Linked DNA regions of Homo sapiens: regions 2 and 3 are each linked to region 1. The links are chromatin contacts, found by Hi-C or POLR2A ChIA-PET in ENCODE. All regions are on one chromosome and are shown on one strand. Each heading gives the region's core, a stretch centred on a gene start or an enhancer-like site at or near the end of the contact. The rest is flanking DNA. Distances are from core to core; before and after follow the strand shown. Region 1 overlaps TMEM135 (transmembrane protein 135). Region 2 holds the start of PRSS23-AS1 (PRSS23 antisense RNA 1). Region 3 holds the start of TMEM135 (transmembrane protein 135).

Region 1 (4,804 bases), core at 1,019-3,518:
AGCTCTTCCCATTAGAATCAAAACAAATTGATATGATCTTAAGAACCCTTCTAATTTTTGAAAAATAAAACCTAATTGTTCCATACTTAAACAGATGTTGTTTGTTTTGTTTAAGGACAAAATTATGACACATTTATTTTTGTATTTAAATCAAAAGCAGAGTGACTATTATGAAGAAAATAAGTGAATTTCAAAAGATAATCATCTCAGTGTAGAAAGGCACACACAGAGTTGGTACAGACAAGGCCAACAAACTTAAACATTATGATCTGATATTTTTAAAATCTTGGTTTGACCTTTGGCCTTCTTGGTCTACACCAACTTTTCAAAATAAACTGTTTGTTCATCAGGAGTATGCAATAATGCATATAACACAGTAAGCTATTTAAAGCAGATTTAGTGACAAGGATAAAATATTCCAGAAAGAATAAAATACAAATTCTGAAGCTTAATGTTTTATGATGTGATTCTGGCATGAAGTATAAATTTTCTAAGAACCTGCCAAAATATAATATGTTGTTTTGATTCATGGAATTGGAGAACTGAAATAAATATCAAGATATTATTATAATTAGTCCAGTCTTCTTCCTCTTGTGGTTCAGTATCTATACCATCCAGACTTATGGCTATTAAAAGATACATTTCTTCTACATGAGCAAGATATTAATAGTAACTCCACAACCTTCTTGAAGCCTTTTTTAATGCTTTATCACCCTGAAAGTGATGACCAGTGGCTTCAGTTATCTCAAACTTTCTGTTCTGTGTTCAAAACTAATTTCTTCCCACCACATTAGAGATAGGATTGGGATGTCTCTGTATATACAGTAAATCTGAACATAATGTCCTTGATAGGTTCTTGACAACTGCTATTTTAAGTGAAACAATGTATGACAAACAAAACTATTTTTCCCCTCATCAATGTTATAACAAAAGGGCATTGAACAAAGGGATATGATTGGAGGACCTGCTGTAAGCCATTTCACTTAAAGTCACAGTTTCCAAGGAGCTATCGATGACATGACGTGAGGACTTACTGTACCTTGCTTATAATAAATACTCCCTAGGCCATATCATATCTCTTTCCTTTTTCTCAAGATTCTTTTCCATACTTATTTCCTCTCTTCTTCTCTAGATGCTATCCATTCTCCCCACATGCTTTTTAACACTGCTATATTTGAATTGCTGCTTAAAAAGGAAAAATCATTCTAACTCTTCTAGGCTATATTCTAATAGATTATGTAGAGCTTACTAAGTATACACTTTGAAAACCAACAACAGAAGAATAAAAGAATAGACTTGAAAAAGTTATCAGGAACATTCTAGAGTGGTCAGAATTCTTTTTTTTCCTACATGATATGGGGATATTGGCAGAAGTGAATCATGTTAATAGAAAGTATATTTCAATGGCAATAGACATGTGTAAGGTATCTTAATATTTTCTTCCCATTAAAATATGATAGATAAATCAGAGGTCTTATTGCAAAAGTGATAATCCAATTTTCTTTGACAGGATCAACTAAGCCTTAGTCTGCATTTCTAGAAGGCCAGTGTCTCATCAATCTCAGTGGGACTTCTGCTCAACTAAGACTTGCAATTATCAAAACTAAGTTTTCACCATGTTATAACTTTACCCTGTTTGGCTAACAGTATTCTCATGTTTGTTTGTACAAGTCAGTTTTTTCTATTATTGCACTTCCCTTGTTATATTTACTTTATGCAAAGAAACAAAAACATGATCAGCAGAATTTGGTTGAGTAGTACACATCAAGTTTGTGATTAAACATGTTTTGTATATTACTGAGATACTGGCACTAGACAGCAGAGCGCACTGGCAACAAATGCCAACCCAAATATCATGACTCACACAGGAAGGAAATAATCACTCAGAAGTGCCAATAACACTGCTATTAGTATAGCTGTGGATCAAAATATCAAAACTCTGTCTTTTATTATCAACTACCAGTTCACACACTGTTATAAATAAACATAAGATCTCCATTTACTCACCCCAATATAGAAAATAATACAACATATGTAATAAAATAAAAATAAGTTAAGATTTAGAACAGGCTAATTCTAATAGGCTTATTTTGTGGCAGACATGTGGCAGACATTGTGCTAGCTGCCTTACAGACATTATCTAATTTATTTCTCACAAAAGCAATGCATGAGCTTGCTGCTGGTCTGTTTACAGAAGACAACACTGGCAAGGTCCTAAGTAGCAGGTTATGACTCAGCCACTAGACTATAAAACTTTTTGAAAGCTGAAACCATTTTGGTTTAGTTTACAATTAAAACCCAGTATCTACTAATCTACCTCATAATAATTATTCAGGGGAACAAAGAAAAAAGAAGGAACACTAGATCTGATTCCAGTGCCACGCATCACATTTGCCTTTAGGACGCTATCAATGAATATTTGTTTATTTGATTAGATTTTACAAGCCACCAGTTCCTGGCATTCTACTAGGCATCAGTCTCAGAGATTTCACTACTTGAACTACTTGAACTAATACTTTGCTTATTAAAGACTTACATTTTTTCCTGAGGTAGTGCTAGAAGGGAAGCAGTAAAGACAAAAATAATAACAAAAATATATAAGAAAAAATAGATGCAACATTAAAAATATATATTTGAGAGTTTACTTCTAGGTTTCCTTGTATAAAGAATTCACATTCAACAGTAAGAAAATGCTTGGTTTCTTTAAATATAATATTAAAATTAAGTGTAATAATTTTAGTAATGTTGGAAATATATCTTAATATCTGAATAATCAAGTATCTTTGTGCATAAGAAATATCAAATATGTAAATTGTATTCTTTAAATATTATTTAATTATTTAATTCACGAATATTCTTCATGAAAAAATTTAATGTCAAAAATAATTATCACTGTATTATAAATATCATGATTTTAAAATAACACCAATATTTATAATTATCCATACAAATCCATAAAGATATACTTATCTTAAATGAAAGCTGATTGAATTAAAGTAGTATTTGCCACTTGAGTTCTGTCTCAATAAATCTTTTACTTATTCATCAGACATATATTGAGATCTTTATTTTGTGCCAGCCAGGTGTTAAACTTTAAGAAATAGAAATCCCTAACAAAGAGTCCCTACTCTCACTCTAGCAATCAGTCTAAAATTAAATATTCTATATTACTTATGTACACCATGCTCCTGGAAGGTTTAAAAAAAATCCATTCTAATAAATCATTCAGAATACCTAATACCGTGTCGTAATACAAAACAAAAGTAGGTAAAAAAAAAAAACCTACTTTTCTTTCTTGCTAAAACAGCAACAAACCTTAATACTCTGTTCTACTTTACATACAAAAATCTTTAAATATACTTTAAATTTCTTTTCTATTTCTTAACCTGTTTTGTCTCATACAGAGTGTACCTTCCTTGAGTTCAAAGAAGAAAGAATTAAAAAATACTTCTAAAACAGTGGTTTACAACAGTAGCTAAGTATTAAAATCAGCGGACATTTTAAAAAATATAGATACTGGAGCCCCAAACTGGACCTCATAGACAAAGTCTTTGGTGATGGAGCCCAGGTACCTATAGTTTTGAAGAGCTCTATGGGCAATTCTCAAGCTCGGTGAAAGTTTATAACCACAACTTTAAAGGCTTAATTAAGCACAGGGGTTCCCAACCCCTGGGAGATGTACAGGTACTGGTCCCTGGCTTGTTAGGAACCAGGCCGCACAACAGGAGGTGAGCAGCAAGCAAGCGAGCATTACTGCCTGAGCTTGGCCTCCTGTCAGATCAGCTGTGGCAGCAGATCCTCATAAGAGTGTGAACCCTATTTTGAACTGCACATGGGAGGGATCTAGGTTGTGTGCTCCCTTTGATAATCTAATGATGATGTGAGGTAGAACAGTTTCATCCCAAAACCAAGCCCCCCGTGGAAAAATTGTCTTCGACGAAGCCGGTCCCTCGTGCCAAAAAGGTCGGACACCACTACCTAGGCAGAAAGGGTATACAAAGCTGCCTGTAAGCAGAAAATGTTAAAGCCATATAGGACCTTAAAGATCATCTAATCAGCTCATTTTCTGAAGTATAAAGCTGAAGTTGTGAGGAGTTCAGTAAACTGTCCAAGGTCTCAGCTAGTAAAGTCTACTGACATGCAGACGAGTATTTTTTCATTATTTCCCTTAGCTGATAATTTTGTCATGAGGTTACCTATGAATCCCTGCTTAACATATATGTTTGCAGTACTGGCTTAGCATAGGACACTGGCTACTCCAGTTGGGAGACAGAATACTAATTCTTGATTCTACCACAAGCTTATCAATACCCTCAGCACTCATATCACAAATTCTCAGGGAAATGTGATTAAAAAAAAAAAAAACACTACACTGTCTTGAACCTGAAATACCTCTTTTGGAAAAACAGTGATAAGAGTACCAAAAATGGAAAGTTGTTTTGATGTATGAATGAGCTGGATAATTATAATGCACCTAGGGCATATAAAGGCATTCAACAAATGTTACTTCCCTTCAACATGACACCACCCACCCTGCTTTCCTTTTAGATTCTGCAATTAAAGTTACCTGTCCCTAGTACCTCACTTTAATCTTCAACTATGCCCCTTTTCATATTGTTTCTCCTAACTGGCAAAGCCTTTTGGCCTCTTCTCCTTGCTTAATGCTCATTAGTTTCTTCAAAGCTCAGTTTGAAGATGTACCCCCTTTGCTCTCTGGCCAGGGCATCTCTGAAAGAAAGCCAGCAGCCCCAGGCAGGGGCTTATAGATAGAACTCCCATCTGCCTGGGACAGAAAACCTGGGGA
Region 2 (4,804 bases), core at 903-3,402, 230 kb after region 1:
CTCCTGCGCTCAGCACAGGGGAGTCGGCAAAAGTTTGAAAGCAAGGAAGGTTCATGTCCCTGTTGGTGTTTTTACATAGCTTGCTCTGTCTGCCGTGTGGACTGTGGGCTGGGAAGAAGGCAAGCAGGAGACAGGAAGACCGGTTTGGATGAGAAACCATGAAGGCCTGAATGAAGGTGGTAGCAGAGAGATGGAAAGGAGGGGGTGATTTTCAGAGAAGCCACAACAAATTGTGTCCTCTGTAGCTCTGGTCAATGAGCCGAATCTTTGCTTTCTAAAATGCCAGTGTTTCAGAGGCAAGGAGTTTCTGTTTGCTCTGCACACCCGATACAGCACACCCCTACGTTGCAAACTAAAGATAAATAACGCCAGAGGCCACGGCAGCTTGCAACACTGACCAAGTAGCCCTGGAGATCTTGAGTTTCACTGCATTCAGACTCCCCCTTGCAGTCCGAGGGTCAGCATGACACTGTTAGTGGAGGGGACAGGGTCCTTGGGAGGAGAGGGTAGCATTTAGTTGTTTATGTAGTGCTAAGGGGCCCCACCAGCTCTTCGGGACTCAGAGTTTTCTAACACGACTTATTTCTTAGAGTAGCCGATTCAAATTTCATAGTAAAGGTTTAATTTAGGACAAACTGAATCCAAGTCATGTCTCCCATGTAGATTTTGTTTCTTGACACAGTTTTCTTTGCTAACTACTGTGAATTGCCTAACCAGATCTACAGAAAACCATATCATGGGCCCACATTTTTTTCTAATCCTCTTCCTTTTAAATCAGAAATTCAGTATAACATTTTTCCATAAGTGAATGAGAGAACCACTTCCTAGCATTTTTGTGTGTCCCCCCCACCCACCCCTTTAAAAAAAAAAAAAGAAAGAAACAACAACAGACCTTCCTTTTGGATTTACATCAGCATTTAGCTAACTTCCTGAACATTTCACCCATTTCCTGAACTTATTCTCAGGAAGGAAAAACATCCTCCTTCAGAAATAAATGCAAATAATCCCAGAGATTATTTCTATTAAATAAATAGTGTAAACGCAATGGAATTTCCTGTAAGATGTATATTTACCATGGATATTTCAATAAAAATGTATTGTGATTCTGTAAGACTCATGATATTTGCAGGTAGTCTGAGGAATTATAATCTTTAGTAGCCATTCAAGAGCTAAGTCCTGAACATTTGCAATTTTTACTCATGTTAAAAAATATATATATATATATATATATATTTTTTTTTTTAACTGAGAAATAGGAACACTGGAAAAATTATTCTCCTGAGGTCAGTGTTTTTTGAAGCTTTGTTTCTTTTAAAAGAGGGCTCTAATGACACCTAGTGGTGAATACAGGCAGAACAACTTTAGGACAGACTCAATGCAGTGTCCCTGTAATTAGAATTTTTTGTTTATGTGTTTGCTTGGGAGAAAACACACTCCTTACAAGCACTTCTTAAGTACCCTTAATGCCCAGGAATCCTGAGAAGTAGTGACATGGAAACGTTTCCCTTACGTGTTTCTGGCGATGTTCTCTTCTCTTGATTGATGATTCCTCAGAGCCTGCCCACCTCCTAGGGCTAAACTGGCTCAATTTTAAGAATGGATGAAAAATGTGAAGCTCTGCAGAGGAAAAACATCAATACATCAAGTGAGAAATTTCCCTATATTTTTGAGAAGGCCTCCTCCCATTTGGCTATCTTTTAATGGAGAAGCATGGTCCTTTTCTGGTGTATATGTCTTACTGACTTTTTAAAGGTGTACTCTAGGCTGACTGCCTGTCGTTTCTGCTTTACAGGGGCCTTCTTAGGTTCTCTAGTGTTTGGCAGTGGCTGATTTTTAAAGAGAGAGGTGATAGGGATCTCAGAGAGGCTGCCCTCACTCCAGCCCCACCCCACCCCTACCCCCAGCCCCTCGGAAGGCCATCCAGGACAGATGACTATCTGGCCTCCTTGCACCACCCCCAGGAAGGAGCTCCTTAATCCATCACATCGGCTGATATTCTTCTTTATGTCCAAACCCCTCAGAGTGATATCCAAGACCCTCAGGTCTGGCTCTTCCCCTCTCTTCCAGCCACATCATTCCTCTTCCTCAGACACACCCTATGCTCTAGCCAATCCCAGCCACTTCCAGCTCCTCCTGTTCTCAGGCTGTTTCAGTGTTCTCTGCTCCTGCATGCTGGACTCCTGAGCCAGGAGGCTCTTTCACTCCGTGGCCCTTCTGCTCATTCTTCAAGTCCCTGAGTAAGTGTTTCCTCTTCTTCTTCAAGTCCCTGCATACACGTTTCCTCTTCTGGGAGCCTCGCATGATCCAATCAAGCAGAGCCTGTAGCACCTTCCTTTAGGGCACCTCTGAACCTAGTTCAAACATCTGTAATTGCATGTGTTATATTACATTATATTGTTCTTGTTTGTTTCTCCTCTAGATGTGTTTGAGCTTCTCAAGGGCAAGAGCTGTTCTTGCGCCCAATGCTGGTTCGGGTGCTCGACAAATGTTCACTGACATCCTGGCAGCAGCCATTTGTGGCACTGGATTGTTGCATTTGGCTGCAGTGTTTTGACAGGAGCAAATTAGGAGTGGGGCAACTAGTTCAAGGTAGTGTTGACAATGAGGGTTAGCTCTTTGAAAATGTGCAGAACCATTTATTATCCCAAATGACCTCAGCTTTCACACCACTAGGAATAAGGTGCTTTCACAAAAATCATCTCTAAGTTTGTGTCTAGTTCTAACACTGGAAGATTCTGTTACCAGAAAGGGGTCCGGATCCAGACCCCAAAAGAGGGTTACTGGATCTCACGCAAGAAAGAATTAAAGGCGAGTCCATAAAGTGAAAGCAAGTTTATTAAGAAAGTAAAGGAATAAAAGAATGGCTACTCCACTGACAGAAGGCTTCTGGTTGCCTATTTTTATGGTTATTTCTTGATTATATGCTAAACAAGGGGTGGATTATTCATGCCTCCCCTTTTAGACCATATAGGGTAACTTCCTGACATTGCCATGGCATCTGTAAACTGTCATGGTGCTGGTGGGAGTGTAGCAGTGAGGACAACCAGAGGTCACTCTCATGGCCATCTTGGTTTTGGTGGGCTTCAGCTGGCTTCTTTACTGCAACCTATTTTATCAGCAAGGTCTTGATGACCTGTATCTTGGCTGACCTCCTATCTCATCCTGTGACTTAGAATGCCTAACCGTCTGGGAATGCAGCCCAGTAGGTCTCAGCCTTATTTTACCCAGCCCCTACTCAAGATGGAGTTGCTCTGGTTCAGACGCCTCTGACAATTCTATAATTAGGGGAGCCATGCTTTAAAATATGGTTTTAAAAAATCTAGGGCTAAGGCAGAGAGTCTACAATTGAATGCAAGAATATTTTACATACACCTGTCTTTTTTCTGGGGAGATGGTTCATACTTTTCAAAGAAGGGGTCTGTGATCTCAAAAGATTAAATACCACTGATTAAGAATCATTGACCAAAATGACAATCTTTACTCAGCCTCTGCTGGGTCAGTAGGAGCTAACACCTTAATAGGAGTTAGTGCCTCAGTAGAGAGGTTCGTAATCCAGCAGCTGCAAAGCTCTTGCTTTTTTTCCTACTGCCCTCTATTAGGGCACATGTACTGGTCCCAGTTTGCAATTTCAAAAGAGGCTTGCATCCTAAGAGGCTTTTGGACATGTTCCATTTATGCAGCATTAATGTTCTAAATGTTCTAAATGTAAGAGTAAGGGTGTAAGGGTATGACCAGAACTCTTTTTTTTTTTTTTTCTTTACTCTGTCACCCAGGCTGGAGTGCAGTGGCATGATCATGGCTTACTGTGGCCTCAACCTCCCAGGCTCAAGTGATCCTCCCAGCTCAGCCTCCTACTACAGGTACATACCACCATGCCTGGCTAATTTTTTGTATTTTTTGTAGAGACAGGGGTCTCTGTTTCCCAGGCTGGTCTCAAACTCTTGGGCTCAAGCCATCCTCCTGCCTCAGCCTCCCAAAATACTGGGATTACAGGTATGAACCATCACACGGAGCAAAACTCTTTCAGCAAGATTATATACCTTTCCCCACATTAAAAAAAGTAATTGGCTGGCCGGGCGCTGTGGTTCACGCCTGTAATCCCAGCACTTTGGGAGGTCGAGGTGGTCGGATCACCTGAGGTCGGGAGTTCGAGACCAGCCTGACCAACATGGAGAAACCTTGTCTCTACCAAAAATACAAAATTAGCCAGGTGTGGTGTCACATGCCTGTAATCCCAGCTACTCGGGAGGCTGAGGCAGGAGAATCACTTGAACCTGGGAGGCAGAGGTTGTGGTGAGCTGAGATTGTGCCATTGCACTCTAGCCTGGCAACAAGAGCAAAACTCCATCTCAAAAAAAAATAAAGTAATTGGCATTACCAGAAATGATATTAATATTCTTTAGGTTAGGTGCCAGGGCTACTCTGAAAAAGCCACCACACAGAGCCCCCAAGTCCTGCCAGGTGGTTCACAATGAACCCTCTGGGTAGTGCCAGAAATCCTACATGTGAAGCATGATCACTGAAACATTCTGCGAGTGTGATCTGGGCCTGCAAATTGCTATGAAGCTTTTCTGCTTCAGTGGGAGATGCCATTGCAAACTGAATTGTGGCTGGCAGGGCTGGATTCCTGGGTTTGCAACATGGGCAGTCATTCAGAGCCCTGTGCTTAGACAGGCCTTGTGCTTTGTTTAATGCTTTGCTGTTGCTATCTTGAAATTTTCAATAATATTTGAACAAAGGGCCTCATATTTTTATATCACACCTGCTCCTGTAAATGATGTTTGTCCTAAGTGGCTACATATAC
Region 3 (4,804 bases), core at 634-3,133, 140 kb after region 1:
AATGAATGAAAAGTGCTATGGATTTTCAGAGGGAGAAGTAGATAGCATAAACTCTCTTTCCACCTATATCATAATCCTCTCACAGCAGGAACAATCTTTTCTATAGTTGTATATCAAGAGCTCAATAATGTTTGTAGATGTTTTATTTTTTACAAATCTGAGCCTTATGCAGTGAGCCGTGATTGCGCCACTGCACTCCAGCCAGAATGGCAATACAACAAGGCCCTGTATCCAAAAATAAAAAGAAAAATTCTGAGACATAGACTGGCCACAGTGAATGTGGAAAAGCAGATAAACATGAATCTTTGCCAAAGAAAATCAAGGAAAAAATTTCCAGCTCCAATAACAATTACTGGCCTCTACTCTAGATCTTTATTATTCAAAGTGCAGCCCCCACCATCAGCATTACCACGAGTTTGTTAGGAAAGCAGAGGTTCAGGCCCCACCAGGACCTAATGAATTAGAACCCCCATTTTAACATAATCCTCAGAGGATTCCTAACATACATGAAAATGTGAGAAGCATCAGTCTATACAATAAAAATGAAATGGGTGCCTGCAACCTCAAACAAAGTCATCACCTTCTCCTGTGTTATCTCTGAAATACATAATCAGACTTTTCAAGAAGTACTACAGATACAGCCATGACACACTTTCAGGAACATTAGGGTATAAATCTAAATTACTTCAATGAGAAATAATAATTGATCATCTGCTGAATATTGAAACTTTTAGAAGACATACAAAAAATATGATCTGTCTTCTTAGGACACAAACTGTAAGGCAAGAAAATGAGACAATGCACTTCAATGGCCAAAGTAATAATAAATCTTTAATATCAAGGATAAGATTATTGAAAAAAAGATTTTGCGGAGAACATTTAAGAGCATCTTTAATAGTCCTCAGTGTTACATATACATACTGCCAAATATTCCCTATTAATTGCCCTGTATGTAAAGTTGTGTAACAGAAGGTCCTAGGTGACACAAAGTCAGATGTCCTAACCAAGTTCACTGACTGAAAGACTGGCATCACCCTTTAAATCACCACACACAATCTCAACCCAGGAGTCTGTTCTGTGAACTTGCAAAAACACTTGCAAAACCCCCAAATCACAATCCTGTCATCTCAAAACTGAGTCAAGATCTGAGGCCACAGGGACTTAGGGCCAAATATGCCTTCTTCATTAAAAAAAAAAAAAAAAAAAAGCAAAATAAAACAGGGGAAACTAGATGAGGAAAGATTGCAGGTCCTTCTCATAGCCTCGCTGACCTACAAATACCTCTCCATCACAAGGCAGGCCAGAGGAAAATAAGGCTGGTCTTTGAATTAACGTTTTTAAGTGTCCTAAACTTAATTCTAAAAGTTGGGAGCCATCCTCTTCCTAGCAACAGGCATTCAGATGACAGCTCAATCTCTAATTCCCCTCCTCCTTCTCCCTTGCAGGAATTGGTATATCCTTCCCTTGCGACCTCCCCCTTCCCCCTACCGACCCCCCAAAACACTCCGACCCCTCCAAAAGAGAGCCCGACACAAGGCAAGTCCCCCAGAGCCCCTCGGGAGCACCAACTGCAGCCCCCGGCCCATCTTCCAGACTAAACTCGCCCTGCGGGACGGGTGACGGGTCTCACCAAGTACAGAGGAGCATAGATCTTCAGGGACTCCTCCAGGGCGCCCCCGGTGATCTGCAGGAAGGAGACCCGGCAGGAAGGGTGCCAAGTGTGGCCGATCTCATAGCAGTTATGAGGGATGGACTTGCTGAGGGCCGCCATGACGAGGAACAGCGCGGAGAAGACAGGAGGGGGAGAGCCTGAGCCCTGCAGGGAGGGGCGCGAGAGCCCAGCCGCCAGCCTCTCGCCCGGCCAGCACTCGGAGGTGCGGAATGGAGGGGAAAGGTCACGAGAGCGGGGTTACTCTGGGCCAAAGTCCTCGGATGTTGAGCGCTCGGCGTATCGCAGCTCAAGGGGGCGGGACGCGCACCGGGGAGGCGGGGAGAGGCGGCGCGTGCGCGCTCCCTCAAGAGGGCATCCGCTGGGGCGCGTTCCCGCGCGGCGGCGCGGCTGGGTGAGCGGAGGCAGAGAGGATCTTCGCACCCAGAGCCGAGGCTGTACGCGAGGGAGCGCAGCTCGGGGACGAGCCGCCTCCCCACCCCCGCGACGCCGTGCCCGGCTCCGGGGCGCAAGCGCTATGGCAGGTGCGCAGTAGGGGGTGGCTTGGGTCAAATTGTACTTCAGCTTCCAACTGCAAGCCAAGTAGAGCGGAGGGTAGTGGAAGAAAGGGATTAAATGTCTTTGTTGGGAGCTGGTGGAGGAAGAGGGTTGCCAGAGGAATGCCTGGGACAAACGTCCTCCCCAGCACCGGGAGCTTGCCTTCCCGAGAGTCCCAGGTAATAAACAGCTAGGGCTGCCTGCTAGTTGCAACTAACTACCCCCAAGTGCTGGGCTTTCCAAGCTCTGTGATACCTGCGAAGGCTTGAAAAGTCTCAGCTATGTTCATACCCCGACCGTGTGTGGGGAAGGGCAATAGGTCATCCTGTCCAAACCTTAGGCCACGGAGCAATCCTGTCTACAGCATCTTTGATAGGTGCTTATCAACCAAACAGCACACACAGTAGAGGCGGCAGTCGTGTGTTAGAACTCAGACCTGGCTAGGGAACTTGGCCAACAATTAGCAAGACAAGGGTCCTGTGTTGCTTGAGTCATATAACCCCTCTGTCAATCTCCTCACATGTAACAAACCTGCCAGTTTCTTTGGATTTCTAAATTCCATAGTCTCTTAAAGCAGAAACGAACTACCTTTAGAAGAATTCCATTCGAATCTTCTAGTCTTCATTCATTCATCTACAAATATTTACTGAGTCATTACTATTTACCAGGCACTGTGCTAAGGAAACAAACAGAAACAAGAGAGACAAGATTTTTATTTTCACGAAGCTAGTATTCTAGAGGGAGAAGACAGAAAATAACAAAGAAAACTGAACAAGATAATATCAGATAGGTGTAGTTGTTTGAAGAAAATAAAAGAGAAATACTCAGATGAAAAGTCCAAAACAACAATGGCAAAAAGATAAAAGTATCTTTCTCTCAGGTAAAGGTAGGCAGTCCTAGAATAAAATGGTGGCTCCATAACGATTAGGGATCCCAGCCTCTTTGTGACAGTTTGCTATGCCATCTGCTACCTGTGATTTCCACCCTAACTTAGAAAATAACATGACATCAACATGCTAGCCAGGAAGACCAGCAAAAGGGGAAGAGAGGCCGGGCGCGGTGGCTCACACCTGTAATCCTAGTACTTTGAGAGGCTGAGGCGGGTGGATCACTTGAGGTCAGGAGTTTGAGACCAGCCTGGCCAACATGGTGAAACCCTGTCTCTACTAAAAATACAAAAATTTGCCAGAAATGGTGACACGCTCCTGTAATCGTAGCTACTCAGGGACTGAGGCAGGAGAATCGCTTGAACTCAGGAGGCAGAGGTTGCAGTGGGCCAAGATCACACCACTGTTGCCTTGGCAACAGAGAGAGACTCTATCTCAAAAAAAAAAAAAAAAAAAAAACGGGGGGGCGGGGGCGGGGAGAAAAGGGCATACTTCCTGTTTTTAAAAAAACTTCCCAGAAGATCCATACAAACTACTACAACTTACGTTCCTTGGACAAAGCTTAATCACATGGCCACACTTCATTGCAAGAGAGGATGGTGAATACAATCTTTTTTAATTAATGGGACAAATGCCCAGCTAACATTTGAGGTTTTATTACTGAGCAAAATGGAAAAAACAGATATTAGAGGCAACTAGCAGTGTCTGCCATAGTTCTATGTCTCTGGCTACCCAAATATCCGGGCACACCATTCTTTCTACAGATAGACATACCTTCCCTTTTCCAAGGGAGACAACCTAAAATTCCATGCAGTTGCTGAATCCTAGCCAAAGTCCAGAATATTCCTCAGGACCAGATGCAGATCTCATGATAAAGTTATCATCCGCCTCAACACATCCAATATACAATGGTAGAATAGGAACAAGATAATCACAATTTTTTTCAAATCTCCAATTCAGAAACTAAGAAGATCAAAAACACAGCATAAACTTATCCAAAAAATTACAGAAATAGCAGTGCAGGCTTATTTTTTTTCAATAATCCATTCCTGAATATCTGTGATCCTTTCACAAGAAAATGCTGAATAGGAACTTAGTTTTAAATGGGAAAAAATAAAATGCATTACATATCAACCAAAAAATTCTTAACAAGTATTTAAAACATAGTATCAAATATTAACAAAAAATGATCATGTTAAGATGTACAATACTATACAAATAACATCTTATTCACCAAACAATTAATACGAGCTGGGCACGGTGGCTGATACCTATAATCCCAACACTTTGGGAGGCTGAGCTTGGTGGATCACCTGAGGTCATAAGTTCAAGACCAGCCTGGCCTATGGTGAAACTCCATCTCTACTAAAAATACAAAAAGTAGCCAGACATGGTGGTGGACACCTGTAATCCCAGCTACTCAGGAGGCTGAGGCAGGAGAATCACTTGAACCTGGGAGGCGGAGGTTGCAGTGAGCCGAGATGGTGCCACTACACTCCAGCCTGGGCAACAGAACAAGACTCCGTCTCAAAAAAAAAAAAATTTTTAATATGATTGTTAACTCTCAGTTGCTTCTGAATGTAATAGCACAATATAGTTTTCATGCCTGATAATAAACAATATGTTTACTATGTGGCCCAGCAATTACACATTAATAAATAAGGAAATTTTAAAATTACAATTAAAACCAGGTGGTTTCTTTTAGTTAACT

What was found. Hi-C counts contacts between places; a loop is a spot of excess contacts on that map. ChIA-PET counts read pairs that join two places held with the same protein, here RNA polymerase II (POLR2A). Pooled maps may share reads with other maps.
Region 2: a map of endothelial cell of umbilical vein shows a loop between it and region 1 (3-fold over the local background). The contact joins the promoter of PRSS23-AS1 here to the enhancer-like site in region 1. A Hi-C loop is called at or near these places in 2 of 168 maps with a recorded cell type or tissue (PC-3 and endothelial cell of umbilical vein). POLR2A ChIA-PET finds 5 or more read pairs at or near these places in 1 of 52 experiments (HepG2).
Region 3: a loop to region 1 is called in a map of PC-3, with 11 times the contacts of the local background. The contact joins the promoter of TMEM135 here to the enhancer-like site in region 1. A Hi-C loop is called at or near these places in 4 of 168 maps with a recorded cell type or tissue (HCT116, PC-3, endothelial cell of umbilical vein and 1 more), 1 of 37 single-sample maps with no recorded cell type and 1 of 50 pooled maps. POLR2A ChIA-PET finds 5 or more read pairs at or near these places in 5 of 52 experiments (GM12878, H1, MCF 10A and 2 more).

Annotation. Positions count from the first base shown.
Region 1 is chr11:87,170,900-87,175,703 of GRCh38, reverse strand. The region is part of intron 5 of TMEM135 (transmembrane protein 135); the gene reads right to left. Among named protein-coding and RNA genes, the nearest start is that of TMEM135, 140 kb to the right of the region's middle. RefSeq lists a silencer at 1,703-1,997. Within about 2 kb of position 2,268, at least 7 of the 41 ENCODE cell types and tissues checked have a DNase peak (open chromatin) inside an H3K27ac peak, as active enhancers do; they include HCT116, PC-3 and endothelial cell of umbilical vein, where a contact is called at or near this core.
Region 2 is chr11:86,935,833-86,940,636 of GRCh38, reverse strand. It overlaps PRSS23-AS1 (PRSS23 antisense RNA 1), which reads left to right and starts at 2,152. Exons shown (of 4, transcript NR_187135.1): 1 at 2,152-2,237. It also overlaps a transcript of PRSS23 not described here. RefSeq lists an enhancer at 1-228.
Region 3 is chr11:87,035,013-87,039,816 of GRCh38, reverse strand. TMEM135 (transmembrane protein 135) reads right to left here and starts at 1,883. Exons shown (of 15, transcript NM_022918.4): 1 at 1,631-1,883. The coding sequence starts at 1,771. LOC105369422 (a long non-coding RNA gene) reads left to right here and starts at 2,022. Exons shown (of 5, transcript XR_007062827.1): 1 at 2,022-2,193. RefSeq lists a silencer at 1,862-2,251 and an enhancer at 1,908-2,408.